Linked DNA regions of Mus musculus: regions 1, 3, 4 and 5 are each linked to region 2. Evidence: chromatin loops called from intact Hi-C (ENCODE). Cell type or tissue: gastrocnemius. All regions are shown on one strand. Region 1 has its middle 28 kb from the start of Slc22a3. Region 2 overlaps Airn (antisense Igf2r RNA). Region 3 overlaps Igf2r (insulin-like growth factor 2 receptor). Region 4 overlaps Slc22a1 (solute carrier family 22 (organic cation transporter), member 1). Region 5 overlaps Igf2r (insulin-like growth factor 2 receptor).

What was found. Peaks named below come from ENCODE experiments on the same cell type or tissue, not always from the same donor. Only the 100,000 strongest peaks of a DNase experiment are listed, where the experiment ranks them.
Region 1: it touches region 2 in a loop (9-fold over the local background); 31 of 42 quality-filtered maps call a loop at or near these places.
Region 3: a loop joins it to region 2, with 4 times the contacts of the local background. A loop is called at or near these places in 18 of 42 quality-filtered maps.
Region 4: it touches region 2 in a loop (5-fold over the local background); 8 of 42 quality-filtered maps call a loop at or near these places.
Region 5: a loop joins it to region 2, with 4 times the contacts of the local background. A loop is called at or near these places in 16 of 42 quality-filtered maps.

What each region holds. Positions count from the first base shown.
Region 1 is chr17:12,532,842-12,537,841 of GRCm38, reverse strand. No RefSeq gene overlaps it. Among named protein-coding and RNA genes, the nearest start is that of Slc22a3, 28 kb to the right of the region's middle. In gastrocnemius, a CTCF peak has its summit at 2,886 (motif pointing left); a DNase peak (open chromatin) is centred at 2,908.
Region 2 is chr17:12,808,305-12,813,304 of GRCm38, reverse strand. All of the region lies in intron 1 of Airn (antisense Igf2r RNA), which reads right to left. Among named protein-coding and RNA genes, the nearest start is that of Igf2r, 41 kb to the right of the region's middle. In gastrocnemius, a CTCF peak has its summit at 2,633 (motif pointing right); a DNase peak (open chromatin) is centred at 2,650; H3K27ac peaks cover 470 bases.
Region 3 is chr17:12,704,562-12,709,561 of GRCm38, reverse strand. It overlaps Igf2r (insulin-like growth factor 2 receptor), which reads left to right. Exons shown (of 48, transcript NM_010515.2): 22 at 1-183; 23 at 3,710-3,874; 24 at 4,522-4,665; 25 at 4,754-4,929. Among named protein-coding and RNA genes, the nearest start is that of Slc22a1, 31 kb to the right of the region's middle. In gastrocnemius, no CTCF peak of the experiment used is centred here; no DNase peak of the experiment used is centred here.
Region 4 is chr17:12,658,085-12,663,084 of GRCm38, reverse strand. Slc22a1 (solute carrier family 22 (organic cation transporter), member 1) reads left to right here. Exons shown (of 11, transcript NM_009202.5): 5 at 207-321; 6 at 442-548; 7 at 3,325-3,539. Among named protein-coding and RNA genes, the nearest start is that of Slc22a1, 15 kb to the left of the region's middle. In gastrocnemius, a CTCF peak has its summit at 2,376 (motif pointing right); DNase peaks (open chromatin) are centred at 380 and 2,233.
Region 5 is chr17:12,712,259-12,717,258 of GRCm38, reverse strand. Igf2r (insulin-like growth factor 2 receptor) reads left to right here. Exons shown (of 48, transcript NM_010515.2): 15 at 543-690; 16 at 1,212-1,386; 17 at 1,766-1,881; 18 at 2,218-2,386; 19 at 3,119-3,298. Among named protein-coding and RNA genes, the nearest start is that of Airn, 27 kb to the left of the region's middle. In gastrocnemius, CTCF peaks have their summits at 2,894 (motif pointing left) and 4,094; no DNase peak of the experiment used is centred here; H3K27ac peaks cover 414 bases.

The DNA of each region.
Region 1 (5,000 bases), 280 kb after region 2:
CCTGCTCTGCTCTCCCTGGCTCCTTACCACACACAGCACAGCACCCTGGTGGGGAGTACCCTGTGCAGCCACAGCAGACTCCACAAGGCAAACCTGCAGGAAACGCCTGAACTCATGGACATGGGTAAGATCTGTCTAGACGATATATCTAGATTAGCCTGAATTAATTACAGTAATGACAAGCTTTTCTTGTAATTGGATTTTTGCCCACTATGGAGCCATCTCCCAGAATAACCCCTGAAGCAACGAGGAGCTATTAAAGATTGTAAAAGTTGGTACTGTAAATCTGACCAAGAGCCTGTGGTTGGCATGGTCATGGGCCCTAGGGAAGAACCCATTGTTATTGCGTAGTCAAGTGGGCCTGGTAGCAAACTCACCTCCAAACACTTACCTCTCTAAGCATAGATTGGTTTGGGTCTCGGCGCCTCCCAGAGACACTTCTTTTTGTAGTAGACAGTGATTGATACAGAGAGAAACTCGTACATGGTCAAGGTATAGAGAAGAAGGTAATGTGGGGACTTTAGTTTTAAAAGGAACATCTATGTCACACATGGCTTTCTATACACCAAGAGGCCCGGGGAATATGAAGGAAGAGGGGTAGGAGCATAGCCCTGGAATGGTGTCTTCTGCTCATCATACAGATGTTGAAGCCACAGACTTCTGGCATCTGTGGATAACTGTGAACAGCTGGACCTGCCAATGTTTCGTCATGGAAAGGGGGAAGGGCTCACGAAGCTCCACTCCTCCCCAAGGGACTATCGACAGTTAAAGGTGCCTGAGAGAACGGAGGACTGTCACTGTCATTGTCACTGTCATGATGGGCACTGATGAACTGCCTATGGTCCAGCAAATAGCCCCCACCTGGACTCAGGAGCAGCCCTCATCATACTCGATGGTATACACACACACACACACACACACACACACACACACACGCACACGCACACGCACACGCACACGCACACGCACACACACACACACACGCACACGCACACGCATACTCACACACACACACACAAGCTCGGCATATGAAAGGAGAGTTGTTATTTTGCTCTCTCATTTGAGAAGAGGAGGAGAGTAGGTCAGCCCAGCAGGAAGACACACTTTGGTACCTGTCCATTGCTCTGACACTGGCATTTTGAAAACAGTACCTGGAATATTTTACCTGCTAGGAGTTTTCTTCGGGTAAACACGGGGTACTATTGGACAGCTTTGTGAGTTCTGAGATGCCACGGGCCACGAGGGAACAGACCTAGGGCTGGGTGTGATGGCACAAGTTTGCAATCCCAGTACTCAAGACTCAAGAGGCAGGGGGAATCACCTACAAGGTCAAGGTCAGCCTGGACTACATAGCAAGTTCCAGGTCAAACAGGGCTATATATCAAGATCCTATCTCAAAACAAACAAACAAACAAACAAACAAACAAACAAACTGCGCACACACACACAGTATCACCAAAACTGAAATCAAAACACAGACATAGACAAAGACACACACACACACACACACACACACACACACACACACACACACACACACACTCTCTGGGGCTGGGAAGATGGTTCCTATAGTAAAAGGCTTACAGTTTGAGTATGAGGAGCCTGATTCAAGCTCTGAAAGTTAGAGGGGAAATGGCGATGGTGCACAGTTGTTCCCCAGGGCTGGGGAGCAGCCAAGTCTACTCGGAGTTCCAGACCAGTGAGGAGACCCTGCCTCAGAAGCAAAGCAAACGGACCCTCAGGGATGGCCGCTATGGTTGACCTCTGACCTCCATGCAGGTTCCCCTGCACACACACATGCACCCACCCCTCATACACACACCTAAACAAAATTGAGATCTGATGCCTATATTATCGGACCATGGCCTTAGGAATCAAAGGTTGGCCTCTTGAGTGGGTCTCTCAGACTGAATTGTTCTGCAGTTACCGTCCGGACCTCTACATGATTTGCTTTTCTAGATGGTCTGGGCAGCACATGTCAAAAGACTGAGTTTTCCACCCTAGTAGGGAGGGTTTGCACATGATCCTCCCTATATGCCTCACGTGGAGTACCCACCCCACATCCGTGACGCCTTCTGTGTGTACGCTTGCGAGACAATGAGCTACTCTGCTCATCTGTGTGCTCAGACCCAGCACTGCCTGCAATAAGCTGAGCCTGTAATAGCTCCATCTATACTCAGCAAGTTTCAAATGACAGCATAGTTCGCTATAGGCATCACTCATCCTACATGGTTAACGCTTGGTACCCCTTAGAGTGTTTGACCAATACGCCACACAGCTCCTGCTTCAGGTCCTGGGCAACCAGGGCACTCTTGACTCAGCTGCTTCAGATTCCACATGTAAGTGAGATTGTGCTGTGTTTTAATTTCTTTCTTTCTTTCTTTCTTTCTTTCTTTCTTTCTTTCTTTCTTTCTTTCTTCCTTCCTTCCTTCCTTTTTTTTTTTTTTTGAGTTTTTCGAAAATGTCTACTTACTATAACGTTCTCCTGGTCCATCCATGTCGGCCCACTTGGCAGGATCTTATCCTTTTTGAAGACCCAATAAGTAATACTCCATCAGACCTGTGTGTGCATACAATATATGTTATTTATTCACTCATTTGTGGACTGGTTGGATCCATGTGGTTGGTTCCATGTCAACGAGAGAAACATTGCAATGCATGTGGCCTATTTTATGTCTCTGAGAGGCTGATCTCTGTGCCATTGCTGGATTAAGATGCCTCTGAAGAGCTAGCTGATCCAGGCCAATGCTGTGAGCCACTCGAAGGCTGCCTCATTATCTAGAGTGTGCATCAAGAGAGAAGCATATTTAACAAGAAGTTTGAAGTTTGACCAGGAACCACTTCTAAAGAGAGCCTGGTCTCTTAGAGAGGCTGACTCACTGTCTCCCCCTTGTGGTAGCTACTGAGTCCTGGGAAACCCAACGGACAGCAAGGAGGGCAAGGCTGGCTGTAGACCAGGGAGGAGGCATCTGCTTATGAAAGCCGTCCAGAGGTCAGCTGGGAAAGTGTTTTAAGAGTAGCAAGCTGTCCTGGAACTCACTTTGTAGACCAGGCTGGCCTCGAACTCAGAAATCCACCTGCCTCTGCCTCCCAGGCTATACAGAGAAACCCTGTCTCCAAAAAAAAAAAAAAAGAGTAGCAAGCATCCCAAGGAGGAGCTGGTCTTCAGAAAGTCAGTATATCAGTCTCCCTGGTGCTGATGTTCCCACAATGTCACTCTAAGGAGCAGGGTCCTTAGAGAGTCAGGCCCTACCCTCCGGAGCCGATCAATGCAGAGCACTGGGCTGCAATCCCGGCAGAACAGCTGTGGAGTGTCGCGCGGCAGCTGGGAGTTCACCATCGCTAACCTCGCTTTCCAGTGATGAATCGGGGTCAGAGCAAGTACAAAGCATCACCCAGGTCTGTGGCCTTCAAGCCCCTTCCCCCCACCCTTATTGCTTCTGTAGATTCAGGGCTCTATCATTCACACAATGCAGGAGGTGGGGACTCCCTGGTCATCAGTAAGGACCTAGCAGAAGCACCCTGAATCTTTGGGTATGGAAATGCTCCCCAGTTCTGACCAAGCACTTGCTATGCACAGTGGGCAGAACTTCCACAGTTGGTGGTGACAGAAAACAACATTGATTTCTCTTTGGTTTCATGCACAGGTTGTTCTTGCTGTAGATCTTAGAAACCTCGGCATGTTTTTTTCCCTTCTAAGTGAAGAACTTTTTACTTCTATGCCTGGCTTCTCTTTAGCATACCCCACTAGGGCAGCACTGCTCTAGTGGTCTGGAATCCTTATTAGGAAAATAGGGGCAATAAGAACATCATTTAATACCATCACAGTTGACCTGACATTGGAGACACCTTCAAAATCACTCGCAGACCTGCAGTACATACAGCATCGAAACATTTGTCCAAAAAAACAAAAGCCACATGCAGGTGGAAATATTATTTATATATAATTTATAATACACACACATATGTATGTATATATATGGCATTCCACCACCATACAGTTTAGAGTAGCATGCAGTTCAAAACTTGTAAATTGTTTCTGGAATTTTCTATCTAATATTCTTAGACCACAGATGACTGCAGGCACCTGAGACAGTGGAGACACAGCAGGCTAGGGGAGATGATTGTGTGCCGTGACTGGAGATGCATAGCTCCATTACAGCCAAGCCTGAGACCTGGGTCAGGCTTTGTCTTTCAGGACCTCTGACATCTGTACCAAGGAGCTCATATGAGCAGGACCCTATTGGAAGAAGATCCCACTATTAAGGTTGTAGTCTACCATGTCTGGATAGCAACCCTGAGCTCTGTGGCAAAATGGAGGACTCTCTTCCCCAGGAAGCCTTCCTCTTCCCTGCCTGACCCCCACATCCTCTACCTGAGGAATGTCACCTAGTCTTTGTTGAATCTATAGGTTCAACTTCCTTTCTTCCCGCAAGCACCTGGATGACTCTCCATGCAAATGAGGCATCGGCCAATGAACTTTCACCCTAATAACAACAACCACCCCCCAACAAAAGCCCTTACCATTCTCCAAGGTGAGATACACACACACACACACACACACACACACACACACACACACACACACACGTATCCTTTTCAGTACCTGGATACTCCGAGGGAGGAATCAGGACTCAGAAGCACAGGACCTTTCCCTCTGTGGGCTGATGCCCGACTTGGCCACTCTGTTATTGTTCACATCCCAATCACTACCAGGTTCCCCATAAGTGCAGACACCTTGATGTCTTATTCAGAATGCTAGAAAGATGTCTTTCTAACTCTGCTCAAACTCAGCCTCTCTCACCTGAGGACTTCCACCTGCTCAGCCCCTCCGTGGCTCTTAGACTATTACTCAGAAAGAAAGAGAAGGGTAGAGGAAAGAAAGAATGGGAGGAAATGAAGGGAGAAAGGAGAGAAGACAGAGGGAAAGAGGAAAAGAGAGAAGGAAAGAGGAGGACAGGGAGAAGGGGAGGGAAGAAAGAGCCATATTCCATTATCCT
Region 2 (5,000 bases):
AGATTGCCAAAAGTAGTATGAGGCCAAGCAGAGCAATTCAGTCAGAAGCTGAAAGAAGCCAGTTTGAACCAGTCAGCATGAAGAGGAGTTTTGAACCAGAACTGTGGAGTTGACCAGCCAGCCAGAGTTCAAAAGCACTAGAAAGGGTAAGCAAATTCAGCAGTAAGTCTCAGGCTAAAAACATTCGAGGTTAGATAAGACTGTATAGAGGGGAGAAGCTTCAGGGCTAGGCCTCGGTTAGCAGACTGAGCCTCCTAGATGACAATTACATCAGGCAAATAAAAATAAAATTTACAGTTTGTAGCCCCCCTCCTTTTGGTATGGTTGATAATTTGGGGTTGAATTCTAAATACTGAATATCATAAATTGTCAGGACTCCTTTGTTCATATAATGAAGGTTGTGGACTCCTTAGAAATCCATAAAAAAAACCCTACTCCTGGAATTACAGAGACTAATTATACAGCAATACAATTCTGTTCACAGATCCTTGGGGGAGCCCATGAATCTCCAGGCTCTGTAGAAGTCTTGGGTAGAGAGAGGTTTCTTGCAAACTCCGGTGGTGTGCATAGCATCTGGGAATGAGCTACAGCTCAGAAGTCTTTGTCCATCTCTGGTTGGCCCTAGCTTGCTTGGGTGCATCCTTCCAGGAGGCCCTTTGATGCTAGATATCTTTGAACCACAAGTAAATCCCAACCACCCAGAGTATGGGGGCAGATTGCATTTGGCAAAAGCAAACACACTCCACAGATGATAGCCTCAGACAGACGGCGGCTATCAAGACATTTAATCAGAGGGCTCTGGCATTTCAGAATTTGAGGGTTTGGAGTTTTGTTGGCTTTGGGGAATAGGCAGAACTTAATAAGCCAATAAATTATTCTTCAGCTCTCTGGTGCAAGCTGTAAATAGCCTTTGACAGGTTCTGCCTGTCATCTTATGAAGAGCATTAACCCTCTCTCTAACATCTTTTTCTGAAGGAAAAGCATTTCCAAATATACATATTAATTACAAAATAATAAGACAAATGAAAGATTACAAAGGCAGTTGCATTTTTTCTTTTTCCGGAATCAAAAAGAATTGTTTAAAATATTTTTAAAGTACATTTTTTTAAACTTTTTATTAATTTACATTGTGTTTTGGCAACAGGCAAATTCGGCTTCTTACCAAATAGTGACTGGAGGGGGAATGTCACTGTTTAAATTTAGAGATCTTAATCATTTAGTTGGGAAGCAATTTTGCCTCTCTCTCTCTCTCTCTTTGAAAGCATTGCTGAAACCAGAGCATTATAGTCTTGCTTAAAAGGAAACAATAATAAATATAATCGAGGGTTTTCCATAACACGTAATTGCAATCACGGGGCCTGCTGGAGAAAAAAATATATCCTCCACATGATGTAGTCAGTCTAATATTATTTACCATACCTATTTAAATTAGCTCAAACCTTCATCAAGCATGTTCTATATGCCATGCACTGTGCTAAACACGAATACTGCAATATTGGCTAAGAGTCTAATTTTTATAGCAGGCTTATATGCTTTGTGCTAAGCACACCAACAAGCCAGGGCCCTGAGGCCCAACAAAACAAAACACAACTTGAACATATTTATTTTCGAGTTTAAAAATCCTATGTGTTTGTGCATGTGTGGGCATGTGTATGTGTTTGTGCATGTGTGGGCACGTGTATGTGTTTGTGTGTGTATGGGTGCTTGAGGTATGGGTGTCAGATCACCTGGAACTGGAATTATAGGTGGTTCTGATCTGCCCTGCTTCAATGCCGAGACCAGAGCGTGGCCCTCTGACAGCAGTACAAGCTCTTAACTGCTGAGTCGCCTTTCTAGCTCCCTAGCCCAAATCTTTTTAAAGATGTGGTTATTGTCAATGGGAGTGCAGTGAATTTTGCATTCAGAAGAATGCAGACATTGTTTTTACCTCCACTCTTCCCCCTTTCACCCATAGTTGACCCACAATACCCTGGACATGGATAGAAATCCAAGGGGCTTGGGAATGGACTTGGTGCAGAAGTCAAGGTGATATGAGGCATTTTCCCAAGCACATGGCTGGAACAAGAAGGGTGAAAAGCAGTCTTCTGGTTTTGGACTATCCTGGGTGGTGGTTCAAGATTTGGTGGCTGAAGAAGTGCTTGGTGACAGGAGCCTGGTATAGCTGTCCCCTGAGAGGCTTTGCCAGTGCCTGACCAATACAGATGGGGATGCTCGAAGCCAGCCATAAGACTGAGCATGGGTTGTGGGGGCAATGGATGAGTTAGGGGAAGTGACTTTAAGGAGCTTAAGGAGATTGCAACCTCATAGAAAGAACAACAATATCAACAAACCAGACCCCGCCCCCCACCCCCACCCCCCAAGATCTCTCAGGGACTAAACCACCAACCAAAGAGTACACTCCAGCTTCATATGTAGTAGAGGCATCAATGGGAGGGGAGGCCCTTGGTCCTATGGAGGTTTGGTGACCCAGTGTAGGGGGATGCTAGGGCGGTGAGGCAGAATTGGGTGGTTGAGTTGGAAAGGGGGATGGAATGGGGGCTTGTGGAGGGGAAACTGGGAAGAGGAAGAACATTTGAAATGTAAATAACCAATTAAAAAAATTTTCGTGGCTGATGCAGGGAGAGGTTATACCACAAGGGGGCACTATTGCTGCATACGTTTCAAGGCGGTGCTGTGGCAGGGCTGGCTAAAGATCTGCTCCTAACAAAGGACGTCCAGAGACTGTAATCAGGAAGGCTACCCGGAGAGGACAAGCCAACTCCTCCACAGAAGGAGAATAGGAGACTAAGTTTGTCGTGGGAAGGCTCTAGACTAGAGCATTTCAAAGGATCAGGGCACGTGGGAACCTGTGGAGACTGACTTGACAAATCCACTGGACTGACTTAGGCAGCTCAAGCATTTAGCTAAAAATTAATCTGTACCGTTTGAGGAGATTGCTGGGTGAAATCACGAGTCTGCAGGCTGAGCTGGGCAATATGTTATCTCTGAAGTAGTCAGGCCCCATTCAGTCTGCTGCAGGCCCCAATAAGAAAGACTTAAAGAGAGAACTTGGGGACTGCCTGACTCTTTGAGCTGGGACAGTGGCCTTCTGCTGCAGGGCTCTGCCGGTCTCCAGCGTCCTGTGCGCCAAGTGCACATCTTGGGAATTCTCAGCCTCCATAACTATGCCATGCAGTTAATATGCATGCATGTATATATGATTGTATCTATTATATACACATACTATGTGCTTTATTAGTGTATATACACTATATTAGTACACACATATGTCTGTATGTCTATAATATGTACACATGTTTATATATTCTTTTGGATTTATTTCTCTGGAGAAGCCAGACTATACAGCTTTTACAGAACAGCGTTTGTCTTATATACATAGGGTTAGGAGATGTTTGGCATAGTTTGTGAGCTTTGTAAAGTAGGCCGGCTCTAAATGGCTAAAACCATATTTGGCCTGGCAGACAGGCATAAACAACAGGGGAGATGTGGAGGACCATCACACAGGGCTCATTACAAAACAACCGTAAAGGGAAAGAGGAGGACCCTAAATTAGGAAAAGTCTCAACACTAACAGTTATCAATGCAATGAGCCGAGGGCCTTACATTCCAGATGAACTCCCTGTCACCCTTGCTTGTCCAGGTACAACAAGGGCTCAGCTAGCAATAGCAATAGGAACGAATAGAGTCACCGTGAAAAGCATCCTGGAAGGTCCCCCAAAAGTTAAATCTAGGGTACCATGGGATCCAGTCATTTTTCTAGTCCCATTCCCTAACAGACCAACAGACTCAAAGAGACCCTCATGTGTCCACGTTGTGAGCTAGCATCCTCATTTCTAGAACAGGTGCCTGTCAGAGAGGGACAGATGAGCAAGACATGGTCCATATGTGTATCAGGGAATGCAAGCCGCAACTTCTAATATACATACAGAGTCAGCCTTTGAGGAGACAAGAGTCCTGATCCATGCTTGGCCAGCAATGACCTCTGAAGCAATCCTGGATGGAATGAGGGGATTGTAAAAGGACAAACATCATATGATTCTATTTACCTGAATTCCCCTAGTAGCTAGACTCATGAGTCAGAGGGTGGAACAGTGGCGGCAAACCTGGAATCCCAGCACGGGGAAGGTGCTGAGCATTTCTGCTCTATGAATTTTAAGTCTTGCTATTGTGGGATGCTATGAGATGTTTGGGAGGACAATCCTGCCTGCTGCCTCTGGACTTCACATGGGCTGCTGAGCCTATGATCCTGACTGTGACCATCTCCCCCAGGCCTCCCCAGGCCAGGCTTCTTCATGATGGTGGCTGCGTTCCCTCTACAGTAGCAGCCAGTGCCAGTTGCCAGTGGCACCTCATGGATTCATGTTTCTGCTCTGTTTCCTTAGCCTACACTGCGAACATAGACAAGCAGAGACTACCCAAGTCACTTGGAAGGTCGAGGTAAGACGATCAGGAATTTGAGGCTAGCCTTGACTTGAGAGAGAGAGAGAAATAGAGAGACAGAGAGACAGAGAGGAACAGAGAGAGAGAGAGAGAGAGAGAGAGAGAGAGAGAGAGAGAGAGAAAGAGAGAGAGAGAGAGGGAGGGAGGGAGACAGAGAGACAGAGAGAGAGAGAGAGAAAGTACATGCTCACGAGAAGGCTTTAGGTAGGCCCTACTATTGGGAATGGGAGGGTGTTGGTGGTGCATTGAGGGTTTATCCTAGACAGCTTACCAAGAGCCTTATGTAGCTGGAGGGGTGTGTGTGTGTGTGTGTGTGTGTACCAGTCACATCACATTTGTACTAAATGAAGGGTCAATTCCAGCTTTGTCCCTTTGGCACCAATTACAGTAATTCCTCAACTCATCCGCGGGGGGAGGGGGGGGTTGGGGAGGGCTTCCCTTCTGATCTTTGTGATAAGAGTTGAGCAAGGTTTGTGATAGCTAAAATCCAGCACAAACTGTTTCAAATAGCCCTAGGGGATGCTGCATCTTTAAGGCAGCCAGGAAGGCAAGGGAAAGCC
Region 3 (5,000 bases), 100 kb after region 2:
GTGCAATGCCTGCCTGTGGAACGGTTGCGGGGAAGCCAGCCTATGGCTGCGAGGCCGAAACTCAGATAGAAGATATTAAGGACCTAAGGCCACAAAGGCCGGTCGGGATGGAGAGGAGCCTCCAGTTGTCTGCCGAGGGATTCCTCACTCTGACCTACAAGGGCTCTTCTCCCTCTGACAGAGGTGAGCTGAGGGTCACTTGGACATATGCATATCTCCCGCCCCTTCTTTTTACTTGCACCTCTAGCTCTTCAGAGGTGGGTGTTGATTGTCCTTCTCTAGGTGCTAAGGAGGGGATGAGTTTATTTATTTATTATTTATTTATAAGTTTATTCTTTTCCTCCTGTTTTTTTCTTTTTAAAAAATTGGTGATATGGTTTCTTATGTAACAGTTTGGGTATGTTAAGCTTGTTAATACTTATTTTGTTAGTAAGTGAAAGGCCAATTCTGAGCCCTTCATCGTGTCAGCAGCTGTGACAGTGGATAGCCCCTGCAGGTGACGTGTACCACGGGTGCTATATGTGTGTTGTCTGGTGAATTCCCACGCCAGCTCTGTGAGTCTTCTCTTTTTCTTTTGTCCCTTTGAGATAGGCTCTTACTGTGTGGTCCTGGCTTTCTAGGCTGGTTATGTAGACCAGTCTGTCATCAAACTCAGAGGTCTTCCTGCCTCTGCCTTGCTGGGATCAAAGGCTTGGGCAACCACACCTGGCTTATACTTCTCCTGTGCTCAGTTAATGCTGCACTGTACAGGTGCAGCACTGGAAGGCAGAAAGTCTTATACCTAGGACAGAGCCTGTGCTTCATGAGGGGCAGCTTCAGAGTGAGATCCAGGGGGTTTGGATTCTGTTCTAGGTTCTGCCACCTGTTTATTCTGTTTTACAGATAAGGAAATGGATCCCAGGGTGAGGTTACTTCACAGTCCACACTGTTGATAGGCAGCAAAGTGACCCTCTGACCCCAGTCAGTCCCATTGAACACTGGGGTGTTGGTGGTTTGTGCGATGGGTTGCACACCATGCTCAAGCTGTCTGAGGGGCACAGGAGGGGGTGGAGTCTTCCATGCTACATGGTTTGCACCGACACTGCAGTCTTACTTTTTCTACTTCACTTCTCCAGTTAGCAGATACTGGAATTATAACACTATCATAACTGTATTCCGTAGAATACAAATGATCATTAAGGACTGATGTAAACAACTGTATGCCAACAGCCAGACAGAGTCATACCTTCATATCATATCTTCATAATAAAATCCCCCAAAATAGAAATACAGGTAGGTCATGACCACACCATATGAAACAGGGAAAACTGAAATAATTTGCTCTAAATTCAAAAACAAGACAGAATGTCAAGAGTTAATACTACTCAGTTACAGATCTCAGATGTGAATTTGAGGAAATCCTAAAATATAGGCAACAAAGGAAAATTCTTTGAATTTATTACATCAGACTTATACAAATTTTATGCAACAAAGACACAGTCAAGCGAGGAGAATCAATGGGATGGTAGGGAACACTACTTACAGTTACTTCTGAATATAGAAATAACTCAGCACAAAAACATCAGTCAGAGTGAAAATGGGCAAGGGTCAGAATAATAATACATTAAATGCTAAAATGTGTGTGTATGTGTCTGTCTGTCTGTCTTATTTATTTATTTATTTATTTATTCATTCATTCATTCATTCATTCATTCATTTCACATGGGGGTAATGCAAGTCCAAAAATAAGGGATAAGGGATGGATTCTCTCATCAGCCAGGACTGCTGCTCCTGATAGAAAAGCAGGTTATGCAGGGAGAAGGCCGGGTACGGCAGCTGTCAAGGAAGCAGCTACAAATGGAGCATGGTTACAATGCCCAGTGCTTGTGAGGTGGAGAGGCAGAGTTCATGTCTGAGGCCAGCCTGGAATACATGCAGGGCCTTGTTTTAATAAGTACCTTGTGCCAATGAGATGTTTGACTCAGTAAAGGCGGTTGACTGCCAGATGCCAGCCATCAAGTTGTCCTCTGCCCTCCGCATGTGCACCATGGCAGGCACACTCACAGATACACACAAATAGTAAAAAAGAAGAACTCAAGTCCAAAATCAAGAAAACCAGTTATGTAGAAACATTGTTTAAGTTCTATAGCAGCCCCAGTGTGGTATATATGCCCAGAGGTATTGAGCTCAGCACATCAGATACTGTACGTGTATTAATTGCAGCCTTGTTCACAGCAGCCCATGTATAAAATTGACCAAGTTTTCCTTGAATGATGGGTGGATACATAGAGAAAATGGGCACACAGTGGTCAATTACTAAAAATGAGTGAAAACCTCTTATTAGAAGCAATTTGCATGTCTAGAAGCCGTGTTTAGTGAAGTAAGTCAGACACAGATCCTCCTGTTGTTGGCAGTTGAAAGCTATGGTAAGTACTTGATCTCGGAGCAGACAGTAGAGTAGAGCTGTTGAGAGTCTGGGGTGGGGAGGGGTGGGTTTGAATAGCAGGGTTAGCGGTGTGCGGGGTAGGAAGAGTAATGCTCTAACCAGCCCAGGAGTTAAGTTGACCACACTGATTGTGGTTCTGAGTAGCTAGTAGAGAGGAGTGCTGAGCTCGGCTTGAGGCTGCGGTGACCGCCTGCTGGATGCTTTGGCTGAAATGTGATCACAAGTCCCATGAATATCTAGTTACAGTGTGTGGCAGTTAGAAATTAAAGATAAAAGTGAATTGAAAATGTTTTGAGTAAGCTTCTGCAAATGTAAACATAGGAAGGGGTTCCAGCGCAGAAGGAGGTGAGGCTCCTTGGTGACAAATATCTCTAACACGCCATTTCCAGGCGCGAGTGAGCCAGCGACTCCAGTTGGGAGGGACCATTGTGGTTGGCTAAAGACATAGTCAGAGTGCAGTTCGTGAATATGTTTGCTGCCTTGAGGGTGGTCAGGCCAGCCTTCAGTGTCCTCCACGTGGGTGTTTTGAAGGGCTGTGTGAGCACATGATTTCCCAGTGAGCACTGCTTCAGGGCCTCCTGAGTGGCACTCTTGGAACCCTTTCCTTGGGTAGAAGGGGTTCCGTGCTCAGCCTAGGATGGTTCTCTGGGAGGGAAGCTCAGTTAGCACGTGCGGAGGGACCACGGTGGGCAGTCTCGGCAAGCTGCTACTGTGTATGAAACCTCTCCGTCTCAGTATACAAAGCAGGGTGCTTCCTTTTGTAGCTACTTTGCTCTGCACTTGCTGACCACTCGTTTAAACTAGGAATGCTTAATCATTTTTCTATCATGTTCTTTTGAGGCTTGAGTTTTGAAAGCATTTCCCACCCAGCTCTATTAACATTGGGGAACATTTAATGACTGGTGAGGCTCCAGGCTTGGGTAGCGCCGAGGGTCCAGTCCACTTACATGCCTCCTTAATTTGTTCTTACCTCATTAACCCTGTAAAGTGGTTGTGGGGGAGGAGTAGGTGTGTAGAGTTTGTGGAAACAAAAAAGTCAGAAAACAAATTTGCTTTATCTGATGGAATGATAAACTTGTGCGAGATGTGAATTCATTCTGATAGGAAGAGAGGTAAGATCTGATCCCTGGCCTAAGCTTGTCATGCCACACCAGTCAATGGTGCTGGGACAGTCCTTGCACTGGCTCCCCTTTGTGATTACCCCAGGATGGCTATGAGGCCTCTTGCTGCCCTTGCTGTCCTAAGTGTGAGACCCTCCTGACTGGTGGCTTTCTTGTCCCACAGGCACAGCATTCATCATCCGTTTTATTTGCAACGATGACATTTACCCAGGAGCCCCCAAATTCCTGCATCAGGACATTGACTCCACACGAGGGATCCGGAACACTTACTTTGAGTTTGAAACTGCATTGGCTTGTACTCCTTCTCTAGTGGATTGTCAAGTGACTGGTGAGGCCTAGGAGTTGGTAGGCTGGGTTTCAGTGAGGGGGTAGTGTGTGTGTGTGTGTGTGTGTGTGTGTGTGTGGGTGGGTGGGTGGGTGGGTGGGTGGTCTGTCTGTCTATATTTCTTTGCCTCTGAGTCTCTACGTGCTTGAATGTGAGCTAGCCGTTTGTAGACGTGGCACATATGCTTTGCTCCGTAGGATTTATAGCGATTGTTGCCTGTTAAATGATGCTTAGTGATTATTAAATGATGCTTAGTGATACAAGTGCTTCTCTTGAAGAGACCCCTTCCCACTTACAGCAACGGTTTAAATTGTGGTTTGCGGGTCAGATGCTGCATAGCAATCTTGAAGAAAACTCAAGTTAAAAAAAATCAAATACAGATGTATGTCCAAAGTTCATATGAGGAAGGAAAAAGACATAAGACCTAAGAGCTGCTCAGTTGTGCCCTGAGGTGGCTGTGTGCTCTGACTGCTTAGCGTGTGTGCTGTGCTGCTGTGGTTTTTACAGAGGGACAGTTTGGACAGCAGGGCAGGAGTATGGTTCTGCAGTCCAGGTTTCCTGTGGGTTTCCTTGTGTCTTCACACGGTGGGGAAAGTGGTCCCAGAACAAACAGGAAAGCGTGCCTCCTTTTGTGTTTCCTTCCACCCCAGACCCAGCTGGGAACGAGTATGACTTGAGCGCCCTGAGCATGGTCAGGAAGCCATGGACTGCCGTGGACACGTCTGCATACGGGAAGAGGAGGCACTTCTACCTGAGTGTCTGCAACCCTCTGCCTTATATCCCTGGCTGCCACGGTGCGCTGGAGTCCTGTTCCACTACTTCCCCGGGGTCTGACTGGAACCCAAAGCAGCCTTTCCTCATTCGCCATTCTTGTCTGTTCAGGCATTGCATTGGGGTCCTGCATGGTGTCAGAAGACAACAGTTTTAACTTGGGTGTGGTGCAGATCAGTCCTCAAGCTACTGGAAATGGGTCTCTCAGCATCCTGTACGTGAATGGGGACAGATGTGGGGACCAGCGCTTCTCCACCAGGATCGTGTTCGAGTGTGCCCAGACGTCGGTGAGTGTGCACCTCAGCAGGAAACGCTTGCTTGGTGGTTACCTCTATTCCCATTTCCCCTTAATCTTGGA
Region 4 (5,000 bases), 150 kb after region 2:
CAGTCCTGTGTGAGAAAGGCTCAGAGTGGACGCAGTGATGTATGCCTATAATCCCAGCACTTTATTAACAAGCATCCAGGGGAATCACAGTCCTCCTTGAGGATTTTGGGCTGCTCTAAGCCATGCATCGAACGGATCACTCTTGCTAAGGGTTAGGTGGGGCAAATTCTTAGGAAAAGGCCCTGAAGTTATGAGCTTGTCTGCAGGTTTGTCCCAGAATCCCCCCGGTGGCTGTTGTCTCAGAAGAGAACCACTCAAGCGGTAAGGATAATGGAGCAAATTGCACAGAAGAACAGGAAGGTGCCCCCTGCTGACCTGAAGGTACTGAAGTTCAGGGGTTCTCCTCTCTGTGGGGTTGGGGCATGATCTACATGGGGTCTCTCCTTGGAGGACTGTCATGTGCACACAGACCAAGTGTGGTGATGCCCGAGTCTCTCCCAGATGATGTGCCTTGAGGAAGATGCCTCAGAGAGGCGGAGTCCTTCGTTTGCAGACCTGTTCCGCACCCCCAGCCTGAGGAAGCACACCCTCATCCTGATGTATCTATGGTGAGCATCCTCCTTGCACATCCTTTGGGGCTGCTGCTGTCCAAATGCTGGGTACCAATGAGCTCTTGCACTGAGAGGAGCTCAGCACAGTCCTGACGCCTGAGTCTTCAGAAGGCCTTTCTGCTCCCTTGTTTTTAAGAACAGGTGAGAGATTTAATACTGAAAAAAGGTGAAGAAGCACAAAGAGTGTCTGAGGCTACCTCAGTCTAAGCATCTGAGGCTAGCCCAGGTTAAGTGTCTTATCTTCTGGGCTGGGGTAGGGGGAGAAGGTTCCAGTAGCTTAGTGCCTTTACACACCCTTCCTCACACCTGAAAACCTTGTGACCCACTCTGGTTCTCATGCATCCTTAGTTCATGGGTAAGGACCTGGTAGCTGGTAGCATGCAGATGCGCTTTTCCCCTATGCCTGCCAAGGGCAGTTTGTGGGCCCCTACCTGCTTTCATGAGGAAGAATTCTAGAATTCTACCTGGACATCAGATAGTTCTCAATACATGGCTATCTTTGCAAAACAAACTGAGTCTTATGCTATTTGCTTAGTAGCTAAGACCAAGCTGCTGGGCTCTGGGCCTCCTCTCTTACACAGGAACTGCCCTGAACCCTGTTTGCTTTCCTTTGTTTAGTGGAACACAGAGGCAAGCTAGTAGGGTATTACCTGGCACATAGTAGGTCTGTGGTAAATGTTTACTTAATGAATAATCATGGTTCCATGGATTCCTCTGATCTTTTTAGACACTGGCCTCCCCACTCTTTGGTTTCCTTCACCTCCTTCATTGAGGTTCTGTGCTCAGCCATGGGTGTTACAGCTGTCCACGTGACTACTCTGTGTTTGACTCAGGAGTGTGTCTCCTCCACGTAGCACCTGTGACCCACTGCAGATGGGAACAGTGGATTGCTCTGCTGTCCTGCCCAGGTTTTTCATCTGCATCGTAGACACACTCCCCCCAAGAAGGTGTCTCCAATTCCTAGCTCCCATCACATGGCCCCTCAGTGAGCTCCATATAAACTTGGCCTTGAAAGTGCGTGAGGATCCACGCGGTTTCTCGGGCGTACTTTCCATCCTGTGGGGAGCACTGAAAAGGGTCACCTCATGTTCCACAGCAGCCTGCGTCCACCCCACCTCCTTGGGGCTGCGAAGGGCGAGGCGGTCGCGCTTTCTCAGACTTTCCTGTGCTTTCCACTGGCTTCTGAACCCATCGGGAAGGCAGCTGTATTCTTTCTTGTGACCTACTTGGCCTCCTATGGCTCAGACCCAGGACAACTCCCACCATCTCTCTTCCACCCTCTCTACCTGCTTAGTGTGTGCGTCGTGCGTCTGTCTGCCTGTGTCCATGGAGGCCCAGAGTCAATATTAGATATCTTCTATCACTCTTCACCTTTATTTTTGAGGCAAAGTCTCTCACCGACCCTGGAGCTTGACACCTCATCTAGACTGCCTGGCCAGCTAAGCCTCCTGGATCTTCCTGTTTGTGCCGCCCCAGCTCTAAGGTTGCAGAGTGCACCCCATCGCACTGGCTTTTCACAATAGTGCCGAGGCCCTGCGCTTGTACAGAAAGCACTTTGCCAATGGAGCCGTCTCCCTAGCCCATACCTGCTTCTTCATTACCGCAACCCGGGGTGGGGGTGGGGGGCTGCTTCGACATCTTGGTCATGTGACCAGATGGGAGTACCTGTACCAGTCTGTGTCACAGGGAACTCATGGGTAGTGTGAGAAGCAGCATGCCTAGCTCACAGGAGTCTGGAAGCAAGTGAGACAATCTGTGTAAAGCTGTGGTGGACATCAGCGGCAGGGGTAGTTTAATATAGATGCAATTCCAGATTTTGCCAAAAGATGGCAGCACTTATTCACTGACTGCTTGACCAGTTATACAGTTTTTGTTGTTGTTGTTTGTTTTTTTGTTTTTTCTTAACTGGTGGTGTGGGACTGAAAGCCATTCTTCATGCTGGGATGCTAGTTTCTTATGGATTAAAATCTTACCATGCTAGGCCAAGTTTTATGCAATGGTGGCAGTTTCCAAAGTAGTATCATTACCCATTAATGACACGCAGGTCCCTTTAAGTTGGGACTTGAACAGCTGATTTAATGTCTTCATTGACTTGGCAACATGATGTTGCCAGGCTTTTCTGGAATATGGATGGGGTCAGTGTGGTGGGAGAAGAGAGAACATGAACGGTGCCTGACAAATCAGCTCTGTGGAGCTAGAGACCTAGCTAGCTGGGGATCTTTGACTTGGGAAGGGTGGCACTGATGGCCATGGTAATACCTTTGCTGTGTGACAGGAGCTCCACTAGGCTCATTTGCCTGCTATCTCAGTAAATATTCACAACAGAGCACTATCCTACAGGCCATCACTATCCCACCCACAGAGGAGAAGATACACAAAGTATACAAAGTAACCTGAAGCCAGGTCTTGTGCGCTAGCTTGTTGCCTACGCCTGCTCTCTATGCCGTGGCCTGAATGAGTGTAAGAGATGACTCTGTGTGGGGCTCGGGGAAGTCCCAGATACCTGAACTTGAAGCAATAGGAATGAATATCCAGTTGCAATCTCTCCCTGTCTTCTTGTTTCAGAGATCCCAGGAGTAGGGGGAGGGGAGTTTTAAAAGTAGGTGTATTGGAGATGCCTGTGAGACACACTGTGGGGACACAATCTCCTATCAAGGATCCCAGTAGGGTACTCTTCATGTCACCCCAGGGTGTCTTGTACCATGTGACCTGTCCTGTTCAGCTAACTGGATTCCTTGGAGCTGGCTTGTGACTTGTCATCTCCTCTTTGCAGGTTCTCTTGTGCTGTGCTGTACCAGGGCCTCATCATGCATGTGGGAGCCACAGGGGCCAACCTCTACCTGGACTTCTTTTATTCTTCTCTAGTGGAATTCCCTGCGGCCTTTATCATCCTTGTCACCATTGACCGCATTGGCCGCATCTACCCAATAGCGGCATCAAATCTGGTGGCGGGGGCAGCCTGCCTCCTCATGATCTTTATCCCACATGGTAAGTTGTCTGGTTTCATCGCTTCCCAGGTGACCAAATTGTGGGGACAGTGTCGTAACCCTCTGATAAGCATCTGGAACAAGAATAAAGGCAGGGCGTTTCCTTGGCTAGACTTGAAGCAGTTTTAGATTGAGGTATAGTAAACATATAACGACCGTGTTCTAAGTGAATGAATGACTCAATTTGTTAAGCATACAGATACCTGGGCTGCAGACTTCATGATCAATTCCATTGCTCTGCCAACCACCTTTCCTGACCTCTTGCCACAGATTAGCCTAGAAAGATAAATGGAGCCGCCTTGCATGTACCCTCCCCCGACCCCCACCCCATTCCCCTGTATCCACTATACCCGTGAGGCGTTTCTATGCTGTCACACGACTGTGTAGACTACTGTTTTTCTTAATATTGTCTTACTCTTTATATGAACATCACACTGTGGGATCCCCCCAGTGATCATTGCCTGTAGTGTTTGTCCACTGGGAGCTATGCCACAGAGTCCTTCTTGGTGGACATGAGTCCTTTGTTCTCTTGGGGTCACGTCTGTGAGCACACCAGCAGAATCCACGGGGACATCCAAGTTTAGCTTCAGTGGACGCCGGACAGCTTTCCAAAGATGGGCCAGGCTACTTTCTGCTTCCTACAGCGACATGGGAGTGTTCCAGTTGCCCCATGCCCTCTGTAGCTCTTCGTCCTGCAAGTCTTCAATGGCAGTCAGGTGGTGGGTGTGAGCACTGCCTCATAATTCTTACAACCCAAGACAAACACACTGCGTAGAGGGTCCAGGCAAAGTTACTTGAGGTGGCTTTAATTTGAACACATACATTGCCTTTTGTGGTGGAAACTATAGATTCCTATGAAGGCAGAGGGGCTATCCCTCCTCCCCACACCCTTTTATTGCGCCTGCACTGTAAGCCTAATGAGTCGCTTTGGCAGTCTCTCATGCAGGGAGTTATGGGAAAGATCTGCACATCTTGGATTTTCTCAAGAGTCATCCTGGTCAGGACATGAAAGTTGTGTGTGTGTGTGTGTGTGTGTGTGTGTGTGTGTGTGTGTAAAAGGAAGTCTCTGTAGTGTCTCTGAAGTAAGACTCCCCCCTTCTCCCTCATCTTCTTATTCCTAGAATCCCAATTAAGATTTTTAAACTGCATTGCATTGAGGCTGGGAAGGGGAGTATAGAGGTTGGAGGCCTTTTTAAAAATTTCTTTATTTTTGATGGTCAGAGCTAGGGCATTGCTGATCCTAGGACCCTCTTGGCCTTAGCATCTCCACTGGCTCTCTCCTAGGCCCTCTTGCTGCGGTGGTCCTTTTTTGGCTTCTATAAAGCATCTTAGGGCATTTCAGGCACTGGTGGGTTCTGGCGCCTCATCAGAAAGAGTAGAGTAAGTGCCTGCTATGGGCTGACTCACAGAGAAGGGTGAGCATTGATTCCATCAGGATCGGGAGACCTTGCTAAACCTCCTA
Region 5 (5,000 bases), 96 kb after region 2:
AGTGCCTCTGTTGTCTGGTGTGCATGACTTAGCATGGCTGTTAGGAGTAACCTGATGCAGAACTTTGTTCATGCCACTGGACAGAGCCCCAAGCGTCTTCTTGCTGTGTGCTTGAGCTGCGGCGGCAGTGCCCATCTTGAATTTGTGGCTCTGCTGGATTTACTGGTTCCAGCACAGGAGGATTCCCCCCCTACAGTCATTCAAAAGGCTTTTAGATGCGGCCTCGGACAGACCCCCTCCATAGTGGAGTTTACAAGAAGGCCATCATAGTGTGGTTGCTTGGCTATGCCACATTTGTGAGACCTGGAGCTACAGGTTTGAACAGGGTTGTAGGGCTCACACAGTGGAAAAGGGCAACGGCGAGGACCTGTGTCCAGGTAGGAGATAGTCACTGCAGGAATGGTAGCTTAAAGGCAAAGTGACCTTTCTCCTTCAGCGCTGTTTTGCTCTGGCAGTAGTTTCTGTCTGAGAAGCTTGCGTGGTCCGCTGTCCCCTGTGCCATGACTGGCCTGACATACCTGTGTTGTGTTTATGTTACTCAGGGTTTTCCTTTGATTTGTCACTCCTCACGAAGAAGAATGGTGCATATAAAGTTGAGACAGAGAAGTATGACTTCTACATAAATGTTTGTGGCCCTGTATCCATGGATCCTTGTCAGTCAAACTCGGGGGCCTGCCAGGTAGCGAAAAGGCAAGTAACCTGATTCTGGGTTTGCTCTTTGGGATTGTGGGCTAGCAAATGTTTCGTACAGAGGTAGTTAGGTTTCTCTTGGACACCATTGCTTGACAGGCATCTAACTACTGAGAAGACCTGGTCAGAAGAATCGCAGGACCCCAGAGAAGGGGCCAAGCCTTATCCTTAGGCTGAGAGAGGCCTGGGCTTATTGATGCTCACCTGGGAACTTGAGCTTTACTGTTGTTGCATACTTATGTATGTAGTTCTCCTTACTGTATAGAATAGGTTTAGTTGTAATGAATTGAGCTGCACTACAGGCCAGGAGTACTGAGAGAAAGTTGTGTGTGTGTGTGTGTGTGTGTGTGTGTGTGTGTGACTTTTCTCTTTCCACAGCCAAAAGAGCCACATATGAGATTCCCAGGGACTGCAGTGTCTTGGTCTGGCCTTGCTTTTGCCCCTATTTGTGTAGCCTTAGAGAACAGAACTCCTGCCCCATGGCACTCACTCCCAGAGTGACATTTCTGTGTTCATTTTAGTGGTAAGTCTTGGAACTTGGGGCTGAGTAGTACTAAGCTCACCTACTACGACGGAATGATCCAGCTGAGCTACAGGAACGGCACTCCCTATAACAATGAAAAGCACACACCGAGAGCCACACTGATTACCTTCCTCTGTGACCGTGACGCTGGAGTGGGCTTCCCAGAATATCAGGTGGGAATTATCTTGGGAAATTTTCCTGGCCATACCTGAGCCAGTTGCCCACCCTTTCTGTAGGAACAGAGCTATTATTAGTCTGGTTTTCTTGCCAAACTATCACATAACCATTCCTTTTTGCAGTTTTCAGGGTACCTAGGCAGTATGTAGTTACTGGTTAAGCTGTTTATTCAGAGGCCCATTTATCTTAATGCTAGTCCACAGCTCTGTTGGTTGTATTAGAAAACATGCAGAAGCGATTTCCCTTCCCCCAGGCCAGGCTCCATCCTAGTGCTGTTGTTAAGCTAAGGCCAGTTTTGCTGTGGGTCTTTGGGGATGTTACAGATGTAGGTTGTTTGTGCTATCCTTTCCTGTCTCCTTCTTGTCTTGGGATTAGGAAGAGGACAACTCTACCTACAACTTCCGGTGGTACACCAGTTATGCCTGCCCAGAAGAACCCCTGGAGTGCATGGTGACAGACCCCTCCATGATGGAACAGTATGACCTCTCCAGGTGAGCACTTGTTTTAGCCGATGGCAGTAGGTTTGTGGTGGCCCCAGGGTGCAGGGTGTGGTCTGATCTCACCAGTCTGTGGTATCAATTGATCTTTGTCATAGCAAACACTCATTGTTTAAAATACTAACTCAGTGTAAGGTGAAGGTGTTGGCAGGGCCCTCTGCATGTGGAGCTTCAGACTGTCCAAATGTTATGACATGTCCTGTGAGTCATTCACCACATAGTTTGATTCATTATCCATTGATAGTGTCTTCATTTCTCTAGTGACTAAACATGAACTGCTGACTTTAGCTAGTTCACCTTTGTAAAAGCATACTTTTGTGTGAAAACTAGTCTAGTGAAGTCTGAAGGTGGCTCTGGAGGAAACTGGTATGCTATGGAAAACTCCCGGGAACATGTTACACGGAGGAAATACTACCTCAATGTGTGTCGGCCTCTGAATCCTGTGCCAGGCTGCGATCGATATGCATCTGCTTGCCAGATGAAATATGAAAATCATGAGGTATGTGTGTCTTTCTCATGTTTTCTCTCGACTCTGAGGCCTGGTGTGTGAAGGCATAGTGATCTGGAATTCTTGATCAGAACAGGCCTGCTGCCTGCCCAGGTGCAGTCTCTGAGGATGTGCCTCCTTCACAGAAACACATCACTTGAATCTGTTCAGACGGGCACTGGCCATGGTTGATCCAGTACTTTGCAGGGAAAGCTCTTAGTGGTTATGCTGGCCTGAATTCAGGTGCCTGCGGGATTCTGCAGACATCCATAGCTCAGAGCCTCCGGTGCCCTGGAGTCAGTCGCATGTGAGAGTGTTGCTCCAAGTGACCCAGATGCACGTGGTAATGCCACTCTGGGCGCTGAGTGCTTTATCATCTACTGGCAGAGCGTTCACATCTTTCCTGTGGTCCTTATATGTGGTGGGCTTTGGAAGTTGCACACAGACCCCAGAAGTTGACTTCTGCAAAAACAACGTGAGCAATTGCTTTTGTTGCATATGCTAGTGGTGCCCTCTGGTGCCTCAGAGGCATTTGAGGCTGTATGTGTATGAGTGTGTGTTCTCTATCACAACAGCAGCTTCGGGGTTCAGCCAGCCCCCACTCAGGGCTTCCCCCCCACTCAAGGCTTCTGCATTTTGTTTGCCTGCTTACACAGTTCTTAGCTGTGGCTTCATTGGCAATAACTACTGTAAGTAGCAAGTTGACTTCCTGAGGAAGGAAGCCAAATCCACACTCTGTTGCAGGGCTCCTTGGCAGAGACTGTATCCATCAGTAACTTGGGAGTTGCAAAGATAGGCCCTGTGGTGGAGGAGAGTGGCAGCCTCCTCTTAGAGTATGTGAACGGCTCTGCTTGCACCACCAGTGATGGCCAGCTCACCACCTACAGCACCAGGATCCATCTTGTCTGTGGTCGAGGATTTATGGTAAGTGCTGCACAGGAGAGTGGCAAGGACTTCAGAAAAGCACCAGGGCCAGTGTGTACGATTCTATACTTTGTTTTAAGTTGCAGCAAAGTCTCTAGGGCTCGAAATTGGTCATTTTAGGCATTACCGAGTTACCAAGAACATTGCCTTTATCATGAGTGTTGTCCCACCAAAATCCATGTTGAGAACTTTGTGTGGGGGTCATTTTTTGTTTGAGATTTGCGTCTCACTGTGTGGCCCTGTCTAGCCTGGAACTTGCTATGTAGACCAAACTGGCCTTGAACTTGTGTAGCTCTGCCTCTTGAGTGCTATGGCACCTACCTCATATCTAGAGCTGTTATTTCCCCAATCCAACCTAGTTCCTGCTGCCACCTTTTTCCTCTTCCTCGTGTATGTGTGTGTGTGTGTGTGTGTGTGTGTGTGTGTGTGTGTGTGTATGTTTTGGGGGACAAGATTTCAGGCTGGCCTGAAACTCACTATGTAAACCTCAGACTCAGAGCAGGGATTAAACGTTTGTGCCACTGTTCTTTGTAGACTCCTGGATTCTCCTGAGCTCAGTGCAGTGGATGTGAGACCTGGTGTCCAGGCACCCTGCAGACATGAAATTCATTTTGTCCTTCTCTGAGGTTACGAAATGACTGAGGACAGTGTCTATCCATGGGTGGCAGACATGCTCCCTTACCTACACGATCCTGGGCTGCTGGGTGTTTGTTTGTTAGTTCATTTTGTTTTGTCTTTTCCTGCTTTGGGGAAGAGTGCTGCCCCCTTAGGTTGGTCTCATTTCATAGCCTGGCAGCTGCCTCCTAGGTGTGAGGAGCCCTGCCATCGACCATTCTTTGCTTTTCCTTTTTTGCTGTCATTTAGAAAATGCATTTAGTTCCAGAAAATTCTTTACAACACTTCTTAGTTTTCCAAGTATTTTCTGACAGTGGCTGAGCTGGTTTTGCCTATGGGCTTGGTGTACAGTGTGGGTCCTGGTATGACTCTTGGTGGAGAGGAGAGGAGGCCAGGTTCACAGAGTGTACCACAGGCTAGAGCCTGGGTCTTTCTTATCCTTAGGGAGCCAGGGTCCTTGGGTTGATGAGCAGAGTGGGTGGGACATACAGGTAGAAACTCTGGGCTGTGGGCTGAGACCGGGTGAATAATGCCAGTAAAGTCTTGGTGTGCTGTCCAGTTAGCTAACTGAGCCACTGCTGTCTATGATGGAGACAGCACTCGTGGAATGGAATGAGGCTTTTGTGGGGAGACTTTTTGTTGAACCCCCATGTATCATAAGACAGCAGTCCTCACAAATTAGCACATCTGTGTAACTGAAACCTGAGTCACTGACACACAGCCATTTTTTAGAAGATTTATTTATTTTTATGTGCATTGGTGTTCTGCCTGCATGTCTGTGCAAGGTTCAGACTCTAGTTACAGACAGTTGTGAGCTGCCTTGTGGTTGCTGGGAATTGAGCTCAGGACCTCTGGAAGGGCAGCCAGTGCTCTTAGCTGCTGAGCCAGCTCTCCTGTCCCACACAAGTCAGTTTTGCCTTATTCCAGCTGCTGTCTACAACTATGTATAGTAACTTTCTGGCTGCTTTGTCAGACTCTGGTTGTACAGGCTTGGATTCAAGCTGAGCTTTTCCATGTACTGCTGGCTTGAGCCCAGATGTGCTAACTAATGTCTGTGCATATGATGCCCTGTAGGGGTAATAAGAAC